Linked DNA regions of Mus musculus: all the other regions are linked to region 1. The links are chromatin contacts, found by Hi-C in ENCODE. All regions are on one chromosome and are shown on one strand. The core of a region is the stretch at or near the end of the contact, and the rest is flanking DNA. Distances in the headings are between cores, read along the strand shown.

The links. Hi-C counts contacts between places; a loop is a spot of excess contacts on that map.
Region 2: a loop to region 1 is called in a map of T-helper 2 cell, with 302 times the contacts of the local background. The contact joins the enhancer-like site here to the promoter of Stap2 in region 1. A Hi-C loop is called at or near these places in 4 of 37 maps with a recorded cell type or tissue (T-helper 1 cell, T-helper 17 cell and T-helper 2 cell).
Region 3: a loop to region 1 is called in a map of T-helper 2 cell, with 210 times the contacts of the local background. The contact joins the enhancer-like site here to the promoter of Stap2 in region 1. A Hi-C loop is called at or near these places in 4 of 37 maps with a recorded cell type or tissue (T-helper 17 cell, T-helper 2 cell and regulatory T cell).

What each region holds. Positions count from the first base shown.
Region 1 is chr17:56,006,593-56,010,271 of GRCm38, forward strand. It overlaps Stap2 (signal transducing adaptor family member 2), which reads right to left and starts at 1,544. Exons shown (of 14, transcript NM_145934.3): 1 at 825-1,544. It overlaps Mpnd (MPN domain containing), which reads left to right and starts at 2,609. Exons shown (of 13, transcript NM_026530.5): 1 at 2,609-2,664; 2 at 2,738-2,994. The coding sequence starts at 2,658.
Region 2 is chr17:3,368,088-3,371,700 of GRCm38, forward strand. The region is part of intron 1 of Tiam2 (T cell lymphoma invasion and metastasis 2); the gene reads left to right. Among named protein-coding and RNA genes, the nearest start is that of Gm52295, 38 kb to the right of the region's middle. Within about 2 kb of position 1,821, at least 1 of the 3 ENCODE cell types and tissues checked has a DNase peak (open chromatin) inside an H3K27ac peak, as active enhancers do.
Region 3 is chr17:3,198,151-3,201,825 of GRCm38, forward strand. It overlaps Scaf8 (SR-related CTD-associated factor 8), which reads left to right. Exons shown (of 20, transcript NM_134123.3): 20 at 1-709. The coding sequence ends at 60. Among named protein-coding and RNA genes, the nearest start is that of Gm34035, 83 kb to the right of the region's middle. Within about 2 kb of position 2,344, at least 1 of the 3 ENCODE cell types and tissues checked has a DNase peak (open chromatin) inside an H3K27ac peak, as active enhancers do.

The DNA of each region.
Region 1 (3,679 bases), core at 294-2,793:
CTGTGGTGGTGGTTTTGATTTTTGTTTTTTGACTCTCGATACATAGCCCAAGTGATTTTTTAAAAAAGATTTTATCTATCTATTATATGTAAGTACACTGTAGTTGTCTTCAGATCTCATTACAGATGGTTGTGAGCCACCATGTGGTTGCTGGGATTTGAACTCGGGACCTCTGGAAGAACAGTCAGTGCTCTTAACCGCTGAGCCATCTCACCAGCCCCCCAAGCTGATTTTTAACTGCCTCAGCCTCTCAAGTGCTGAAATGACAGACAGGTGCGGGACAGCAGGCCTGACGTTCACTGCTTTTGGTACTTTGAAATTTTATAACAAACCGCAAACCAAGTCAGTTTATTTCTTTAGCTTTCTACTTTTTTTTTTTTTTTCCCCTTGTCGCTGTAGAAGCAACTCAAGCCCTTTGCACAACCTGAGTAAGTGCTCTATCGGTTACACACAGCCCTTCCCAGTGTGATTCTGCGCTGAGGTTCTGCCCTGACCACGCCCCCAGGCCCCCCACTAAGAACGGTCTTGAGAGGGCCTGGGCGCCTGGCTTGTGGTGGTAGTGTACCTGGCTCCTGGCTAGGACAAGGCTCTAAGGTCAATTCCAGTACAATTGATCAGTGTGTAATTGTAAATTTGGCCAGGCGTGGTAGTACATTTGGGTTTTCCCAGAACTTGGGAGGAAGAGACCGGAGCAGCCGTAGTTACATAGTAACTTGAGTCTAGTGCGGTCTGCCTGAGATGCTATTTTGGGGATGGGGGGGTGGGGGGTGGCGGAGGTTCAAGACAGGATTTCTCTGAATTGCCCTGGCTGTCCTGGAACTCACTCTGTAGACCAGGCTGGCGTTGAATTTAGAAATCCACCGGCTTCTGCCTCCCAAGTGCTAGGATCACAGGCCACCACTGCCCTGCGAGATGCTATTTTCAAAAGGCAAAGGCAGAACAGATTGTGAACTCATTTTCTTCAGTTCCCAGCTAGGGCACCTGGACTTTACACAGGTAAAAGGGTGGAGATGGGGACCCAGATAGTGGCTGTGAGTGGCACAACCTTCCTTTATCTTCAACCAATGTTATCTTTAGGTTTCTGTACATTGTCAAGCCACAGTAGTTGCTTCAAAGTGTCAAAGGCCACAGGGGAGCTAGGTGTGGGGATGCAAGCCTATGACGTAAGCAGGAGGGGGCTGAGCAGGAGGATCACTGCAAGTGGAAGGAAGGAAAAGAAAAATTAGCCGGGAGCCAAGGACTGTTGTAGCGCAAGGATAGGATGTGGCAGTAGTTACATCATAGAAAAGTCCCTTTTGGATCGAGGTGGAAGATAAACAGGATGAAAACGTCCAGTGAGCAGAACTTGGAGCCTCTCTCAAGGCTTTGCCTGTTTACAAGATGGTTAGACCTGCATATTGTGCCGGGACTTGGAAGCGGTAAACTATGGAGCCCAAAGTCTGGTGGCCTGGGCTAAGGGAAGAGTGGTTCTCGGACTGGTGAGATGGCTCAGTGGGTAAGAGCACCCGACTGTTCTTCCGAAGGTCAGGAGTTCAAATCCCAGCAACCACATGGTGGCTCACAACCATCCATAACGAGATCTGACTCCCTCTTCTGGAGTGTCTGAGGACAGCTACAGTGTACTTACATATAATAAATAAATAAACAAATCTTAAAAAAAAAAAAGAATGATTCTCATTACTCAGACCTTTCCAGAGCATCCTGCCTCTTTCCCCAGTTTGAGGCCACCCGGATTTTCAGACCTCCCTGGGTTGGGGTAATCTGTGATGAAGGACAAATCAGGATGAGAACAAAGGCCCAGGGCCTTGGGCGCCTAGTAACACCGCCCCTTCCCGCTCGCTGATTACACGTGAACGCCGATTGGCTGAGTGGGAACCATCCCTTGTCGCTGATTGGATGCTGGAGGCACCTGGTGATTGGCTGATGAGAACTGCCATTGGGCTGAGTTAACCCTAGAAAGGCTAAAGCTGGCCAGGCTCAGACCTTTCGATCCAGCTATAACGCGCAGCTGCTTTCCTAAAGCGGCTCTACATTTCTTACAAACCTGTTTCTTCCCTGCTCCCAACCATCAAGGGCTCTGCCTTTAGCTAGCGCACTAGCCTCACTAGCAGCTTCCTTCATCGCTGCTGTAGGCTGAGGGAATCATGAGCTCCAGGATGCAGCCCCACTAAGGGAGTATAGTCCCCCTGAGAGCAGGGGATGGGGGGCGGCGTCCTGAGTCTGTTTTTCCCTCTAGTTCACCATCTGCTTCAGTTTCCCTTGTGTCCCAAGGTCTTCCCTCATTTCTTTAACTGCGCGTGGGCAGGCCCAAGACCTAAGGTTTCCATCTCTTTCCTGAAAGCTGAGCCACTCCTGCTCAGGGATCAAAGTTGCAACCTAGTAGCTGGTGGCCTCGAGTATGGTATCTCTAGTCCCTGAATGAGAAGGTCCTGGGCCTGTTTCCTTCTCCAGGTCTCCCCCAACCTCCAGCTTTAGTTTCGCCAAATTGCACCGGATCGCTCCAACTCCAGTGCAAGCACAACCCAACCGCTCCGTATCCCCTCCGCCCCCGGCGGGCCAAACCTCCCCACCCATTTTCAGTAACCAATAGACTGCTGTGTCCCCGCGCGGGGAGGAGCCCGTTCACTCGGAGGAGGCTGTGCCGGGACACAGCGTCCATGGCAGGTAGGATGGTCCGCGCAGGCGGGGACGGGGCAGCGGGACGCGACCTCTGCAGCCAGTTGCTATTTCGCTGCAGCTCCCGAGTCTCTGTCTCCCGGGGCCACGGCCGAGGAGGCGCCGGAGGAGGATGAGGACGACGCGGAGGCCGAGGACCCCGAGCGCGGGACGGGTAGCGGAGGGCGCAGCGGCAGCCTCGGTGGCAGCGGAGGCGGCACGGCAGGGCCTGGGATGGCCCTAGGGGGCGCGCTCACGAGGCGCGCGGTCACGCTTCGGGTGCTGCTCAAAGACGAGCTGCTGGAGCCCGGTGAGGGGGTGCTATCCATCTACTACCTGGTGAGCGACCCCCGGAGACCGTTCATGTCCTCCACTGCTAGCGTATAAAGAGAAACTGAAGCCCAGAGGAACCGTGTTAATCACAATGCCACATAGCTATAACCACTGCCATCTGGGTGTGTCCGCGGGCAACCAATCTGTGTGATTGCGGCTTCCCCATCTGTAAAATGAGGCCTTCCTTCCCAGGCTCTCTATGAAGATGATGGCTTCAAAACTGTGTACTGTTATTTAAAATGATCGCCCAAAAAACTCTTTGTGATACCAAGAATGGAAGGGAGCTTTACCCCTGACTATGCCCCCAGCCCCCTCACTGCGGGATTCTAAGCAGGGGGTCAATTCCTGACCTTGCACCCAACCAACCCCTCACTTGGGAATTTTAGGCAGGAGTTCTACCTCTGAGAACAGTCTTATTAAGTATTCCAAGCAGGTTCTGAAGTTGTGTGCTTCCTGCCTCAGCTTCCCCAGTAGTTGGGCTGACAGGCCTGGGCCGTTATGCCTGCTCTGGCTGCCATTACTTAATTTTAAAGTTGTGCATCTGGGTGTGGAGTGCCAGGAGTACTGGTGTGAAAGATGGAGTTCCTGTGACAGTACCTCTTGGGAGCCTTAGAAGAACAAGGACGCCAAGCCTCAGGGAGAAAGGAGTTAGGAATCACTAGGACTGAAGTGTTTCAGCCCCCTCTGTCGC
Region 2 (3,613 bases), core at 571-3,070, about 53 Mb before region 1:
TTCCTCCCGCCTCTGTCTTTTCAGTTGTGGGATTCCAAGCATGTGTCTCCACTCATAGTTCCATCCATGTGTTTAGTTTAAATTCCTTTAGTGGTCAATTTGTCGTGTGCTTGCCTCATGCACCTTTTATTTTTTGTGTGTGTGTATGTGTTTGTCAGCATGTATGTTGTGTGCACTGCATGTGTATAATTCCACAGAAGCCAGAGGAGTGTGTTGGATCCCCTGGAACTGGAGTTATGGGCCAGCATGTATGTGCTGGGAAGGGAACCCAGGTTCTCAGCAAAGGCAGCCAGTGAGTGCTCTCAACTGCTGAGCCTTCTCTAGGGGATATGAAGACATGTACCTGTTTGGAGGAAGTTCCTCTTGAGACCTTTTGCCAGTTTAAAACACTGGCCTGTTGGTTTTCTTATTACTTTTTCCTAGCATGTGACTTGTAATTAATGTTTTTGTAAAGAAAATAACAGGCTCAGATTTAGTGGGAAGAGAACATAATTTAGTAAAAGGGGTCGTGATTCAAAGCTTAGGAATGCAGTAATGAGAGTTCTACAACACACTGTAAATGATACTTTAAGTGCTTTTATTTTATTTTATTTTTCCATGACTAACAGGAAGTCCATCATCTTGTGGTGGTCAACTGATTGTTTATATTACATCTTTACTGCATTCCCAAGGATGGGGTATGTGTATGTATATATTGGTGTATGTGTGTTGGTGTATGTGTGGGATATGAGCAAGGGTATATATGTACATTTATCAGTAGGCACATCTGCTGCATGGCATCCTTATCTGTGACATAACTACATGAATATGCACACATGTAATCTACATGAATATGCATATATGTAAAGTTAGTGATCCAATTTAGCTTAAGGTCTGAATACTACCTGAATGCTACAAATGAGCAAAAACACAATGATACATGTTCCAACATAAGGCAGTAGAGCTAAAGGACAGCTTTGGATAAAAGGAACCCATAGGGCAAAACAGACATGATGCAGGAAGGAATGGCTGAGTAAATATAGCCAGGGATTTCTGTGGAATTCTGTCCGATTATCCCAGGAAGATCCAGACTGGCTTGGGCCTGAGGATAGACCTGTGTACACCTAAGATCACTTGGTGTCTTAAAGCTTTGGAAAGTGCTCAGACTGTCTGAATGCCAGTGAGTGATTAAGTAGTTCATTGTCTTGGTGATAGGTTTTTGTTGATAATTGACAAGTTTACATCTATTTTTTAAAAAGATCCTTTTTATTTTTCAAGTGTAATATTTCCCAAAAGATTTCCTTTGCCAGGATAGGTGTGTAGGGCTGTTGGTGCAAAGACCAAGTGTAACGCCTCCTACTTAAGAGTTAAATCTGAACTCCAGGCAGACCGAAGAATCTAGTTTTCACTTTTGAAAACTGCAAGCCTTAACTGTGTAGTCTGAGAAACATTGATAATAAAACAACCAAACCCTGCTGTATTTAGGTTTATGGATCTGGCTTGCCTATGCGTCAATTGTGAATTGTGGATGGGGCAGAGGCTGGAATTTGATTATTTGGCGTTCCCTGGAACTTTTGTTTTGGCCCAGAACCAAGTGTGATGTGAGTGAGCCCAAGCCCAGTAGCATGTCTCAAAAGAGAAGGAGTAAGAATGGACATGAGCATAACTGTAGCCAACTGTTTACCAACGGGGCCAGAGGCTTTAGAGTAATTTGGTGCGGAGGGTGGAGATCCGGCTTGAACATTGGAACTAAGTTACATAATTCTGCTGCATGTCTGTACGGCCAGTAATTTGTGTTCATTCAGACTGGAAAGAACCAAGTCATTTGTTTAGACTTTTCCCTGGGTCTGGTTGCTATTGCTGTTCAGACTCCTGTCCCACCTGGCCTCCCTCCCAGATCCCTTCTCTCCTGCTGCCCTGCCCCCTCACTCCCATCCAGGCTGACTCCTTTCTTTCTCCCTTCTTCAGAATAGGCTATTAGTAACATTTTACTTTTGTATAAATGAGCTTTTGGTCCATTCTTTTTTTCATGTTTACTTAGCTCCAAGCTGTGCAAAGCCTTGATGTTTTGAGCTAAAGCCATGAATATGTTCTTGATGCAAATAGACGCACATCTCTCCTCCTGAGGTTTAAAGTGTGATTTTTTTTTTAAACCTCTGCAGTGAAAATAATGAGTTAAGGCACAGGTGAGAGGCTGCTGTTTGGCTTGGAGACACTGGTGGGGGCCACTGGGCAGGAGAAGGCAGGCATTAGGACCCTTGGGTAGCCAGCTATTCCATTGTGTGTTAAATAACCCAGTCCGATTTAGGTGTGAGCAGACAGAGAGTTTGTACCTTGAAGACACAGGTTTTGTGCATATCTGGAAACCCTTTAGAGTGGGAGATTCTTAACCTTTGAGACGCCAGCCCCAATCTGAATCCTTCCCGTGCCCATAGGTCTCACTTCTGTCAGGTTCCTGTTTATTTCTATTTTCTTAATTTTACTGTTTATTGTTAGAAACTGGGAAGGCCTGGAACAAGAGCAGATTGCTTGAGGCTGTGTGTGTGTTCACATAAACTTCGGCAGCAGTCTTTTGTAGATGGACTGCAGTGTTCTGTGTTGTGTTGCTGGTGTGTTCTTTTCCCGTTTGGCTTGAGTTTTCCCTTTGTTTTGATTCTTTATAACCGGCTTGAATTTCAGGCTTGGAAAACAGGCCCAGATTTCATAATAAACTTGAAAACTTTGGAAAAAAAAAAGAAAAGAAAAAGAAAAAGAAAGAAAAGAAAAAAAAGAAAAAGAAAAAGAAAAAGGAAAGAAAAGGAAAAAGAAAAAGAAAAGACTTTTGTTGCTGTATGTTGAAGCAAAGCTTGGTTAGTTGGTTGATATTCCTGTTTAGGTCATTCAATCTGCTGGATTTGTAGGGTTTTCAGAAGAAATATTACATACAGAATTTTAAGTGTGGTCACAGCCATCGTAGAGATCTCAGAGTCATTAGGACCTAAAGACCCTGTGTGGCACAAAGGATGCTAATTTTCTGCATTATACAAAGTGTTAACCTTGTACCATCTCTGCGGTGCAGAGCTCCTTCCTTCAAAGCTCTAGGTCCTCTCTCTCTTCAGATTCCTGGTCTTTTGTGGTATCCCTCTTGATTCCTTACAGTCAACCTCTGAGTACCCAGGTCTTCTCCTCCCCTTTAAAGAATATCCACACAAGTATCGTTCCTTTCCCTGGGAAAAGCTCAATATCCCCAGCAAATCTGGGCCATTCTCAGGGAGCCTCTTGTCCTCCTCTTTGGCTCTGACTTTGTGTTCCTGCCCTGCCAAACTCTCACTCCTCTGTAAGCTCCTCACACTCATCTTAACCAGCTCCCCACGCCTCGCTGGTGCTCCATGCATTAGAACCCTGTAGTCTGCACAGTCGTGGGCAGTAGGTCATCTCAGCTCTCTTCTGTAGTGACTTCAAAGCTGGGTTTATTCTGGTTTGATTCAAGCTCCATTAGACACTGAGCAGAGCCCCACTGAGCAGAAGGGAAGGAAGGTGCACCTTTGGAGAAACAATTCTCCAAGACTTTTCAAGGCAGCATGCACTCCCATGCAACCTTGAGGGATGTGATCTCATGAATGTGTTTGAGAATAGATACCAAAAGAAATAAGAA
Region 3 (3,675 bases), core at 1,094-3,593, about 53 Mb before region 1:
ACAGTTGCTGGTGTAGAGAGTGAAGCGGTGGTAGAAAGCACAGAGACTGAGGGGACATAACATCACTCAGTAGGTAAAAGAAACCTTTTGTACAGTTGTCATCTCTGTAAGAGGTTAATGGCTGACTGCACCACACTTGTTCATGTTTATCTACCAGAACTAAGTTAATCTGATGTTCATGTTCACCTTTCTCTTAAAATAATTGTACAACTGACTTGTATAGACATTGTTCTTAATATGAACATGGTAGGTAAACACTTTTTTTTTCTGATAACGTATAAATGTTGCCCCAGATTCTTTTAACGTCAAGGAGATGCTAACGGCTTGTCGGAGACTTCCTATGGAAGAGAAGGTTTTAGACGCTGTCATTGGGTTGGGTATGGCAATGACATATTTCAGAACAGCAAGGTGTGGCCCATTTCCTCCATAACTCTAGGCTGCTGCAGGATTTTAAGGAGACAGACAAAGCTATGACATTTTATGCAAGGACTGGCTCTAGATTCTTGAGGAGCATAATACAGAGATTTTAAAAAGTGATTTTGTAAAAATCTCCACGATGGTCTCTGTTACTCCAAAGTAAGTGTGTGTGATTTGTTCCTCATACTGCAATAAGTAAAAAGAAAAAAGCAAACAACATAAACATTCAAAGACGTTTCAATGTTGGGTGAATTTTGTTTTTAGATGCCAATAAAACTTACTTGTTTGATAACAGTGTTCTAGGAATTGTATTTTTTTAACCTACAAATTCTTAAAACTGAACTGTTAGTAGTATGTACTTAGCTGTTGAAGTTTCTCATTACCCTTTAACAACAATGAATAGTTGTGTGCTGAGAAAAGCCTGTATTTGATATAAAAACCATGCAGTCTGAACAATATGTATGTAGTATCTATGTATACTTATTGTATAAGCCATGTAGTTTTTCCTTCTCTGCATGTCTGTCTCTGCTCATACAGAGAAAAAGAATGTCTTTAAAAGTTTAATATTCTTTAAAGCTTGATAGAAAATTGGGAACACTGGGTAAATTAACATTCCTCATGTTTATAGCATTTTTTTAATCTTGATAAGTGTGAAGTAAGAAATTAGAAGTATATTGCCTGAGAGACAGTTTTTTGGTGCTTTAATATGGCTAAACACAGAGCCAGATGTGGCACCTAGTCAGATTTCACATTAAGTGATGACAATTTCTCACACTATCTGCTGTTCTTGTAGATGAGACTGTCATTAAGGAGCTTAGTTCACGTGCATGCCATCAGTTTCTTAATTGCATAGAATGTATATTGGCATTGATGGCATAAGTCAGGAATAAAGCTTCCATCATGTGTTTTGTAGTCTCTGAGTAACACTGTTTAGACAAGGCTCTAAGGTAAAGGAGGAGAAATGTTTGGGGTTGGCTTCCTATTTGCTTTTGCTCTTAAGTTTCATTTCTTTGCTGGTTTTGTTTTTTTTTTTTTGCATTTTCCACATTCTGCATATACATGATAAAAGGCCATCAGTAGTTTCTAGTTTCCAGTGGAGGTTTCCCATGATTCTGTGAGCACTCAGTTCCTTTCTTTTGCGTTTTCAGCCGTGCATCCTTTGCTCTGTCTAGAATCTCTAAGCTGTGACAGAGTACACGAGGCATTTAAAGTAAGACTTGTTTGTGTGCTCCTCTGGTGATGCTCTAGACAGCTATGAGATTTGTAGCCAAAAGAAAGAGTCTTTTCTCACACAGCCTGAACCTGTGAATTCAGACAGTAGGGCATAATCTATTTGGTTGATTGGGTAAGGCAGGTAAGAGAAGAAGTGCTTGAATATTTACTTCCAAAGCAACTCAGTTAATAGTTTGATTTGATGCTAGGTCTTTCCCTTAGGATAAAAAGTCAAAATTGCAACCTTGGGGCAGAGTAAATATTCAGGGAAGACTGGCTTTGGCCTTTAGGAAATGGTAGTGAATACAGTTCCTCACAAGTACTTTAGTTCCATTTTTCTCTGATCAGAATTTATGGACATTTAGTCAAGTTAAGTAGCAATATAAACAAGCTTACTTGTTAGTGGTCTGTTTTTAATTCTAAGCTTTTGGCCTTCCGTGGGTACTTGAGAAGGGTTGCACTTGCACTAGTTTGAAGGTTCTAGAAAGTGCAAGTTAGCCCAGCATTGGCAGAACCGTGTCACCTTGTGCATGTTTGGGGACACTTTTCCTTTCAGACAAAAGCGATTACTCTTTGCTTGCCCCCCTTGTCCTTGTTTGTCATTATAACAGTAAGGAAGGACTTGCTCACCCTCAGTCATAACCATTCCAGATGAGTCTGGCTTAGGATCTGCCGCAGTCCGTAGGCCTGCTGCCAATTGGAAACACATGTGAGGAGCGGCCCAGCCACTGAGTGCACTGCTTTGTGGTTTTTTGGGCAGTACTGTATGGTACACTGAATCACACCGTGGGGATCATCAAGCCCTGGGCCAGTTTTATGCTGGGCGTTCTCCCACTGAGCTACACCCAACAGCCCTACGTGGTTTCAGTGTGTGCCACGGCAGAGTGATGCCACACTCTGCAGTGTAGCAGACTGAACTGCTTAACTGTACAAATTTCATGAAGCATGGTCTCTGTTCTTAGCATTAGTGTATGTACTGCAGTTGGTAATTTCTCCCATGTCTGGAAACATGCAACAAAGCCATATTGATAAGCAGCGCTCATTTAATGTTGCTGTATAGGAGGAGGTACTAATCAGAAGTGAATGGAAGGTCCAAGTAGTGTAAGTGGCCCATTCAGAGCACAAGGTAATTTCACTAACACTTTATTCTTATCAGAGTACTTCCTCTCATCTGGGAATTTTGCTGCTTTATTAAATTTATCTTCACTCCTATGAAAAATTATACTTTGATAGAGACTGGGAGCATTATTGTTAAAGTTACTTTAAAAAATACTTTTTAATTAATTTTTCAATATATTGCTCACTGCCCCCCTCTCGGTCATTCCCTCCCATAATCCTTACCCCTTCCCTACTCCCCTTCTCCTCTGAATTGGTGGAACACTACCCCACCCCACCCCAGCCTCCCCCACCCTGGCACTTCAAGTTGCTGCAAGACTAAGCGCTTTCTCTTCCCACTGAGCCAGACAAGGCAGCCCAGCTAGAAGAACATATCCCAGGAACAGACACCAGCTTTTGGGATAGCCCCTGATCCAGTGGTTCAAGGGCCCACATGACGATCACCTAGTACATATGCACAGAGAGGCCTAGGTCCAGTCTGTTTAGGTTCTTTGACTGGTGGTTTATTCTCTGATAACCCCCAAGGGTTCAGGTTAGTTGACTCGGTTGGTCTTCCTGTGGAGTTCTATCTCCTTAGGGGCCTGCAATCCTTCCTCCTCTTCTTCCATGAGTCCCCAAGCTCCATCCACTCTTTGGCTGTGGGTGTCTGCATCTGTCTAGGTAGAGCCTCTCAGAGAATTACGTGCCCTGTCTACAATCATAACAGAGTATCATTAATAGTGCCAGGGATTGGTGCTTGTCCATGGGATGGGTCTCTAGTTGAGTTCGTTATTGGTTGGCTATTCCCTCAGTCTCTGCTTCATCCCTTGTGCCTGCATTTGTTGTAGACAGGATATATTTGGGGTTGAAAGTTTTGTGGGTGGGTTGGTGTTTCTATCACTCCCCTGGGGTTCTTGCCTGGCCACAGGAGGCAGCCTCTTCAGGCTTCAT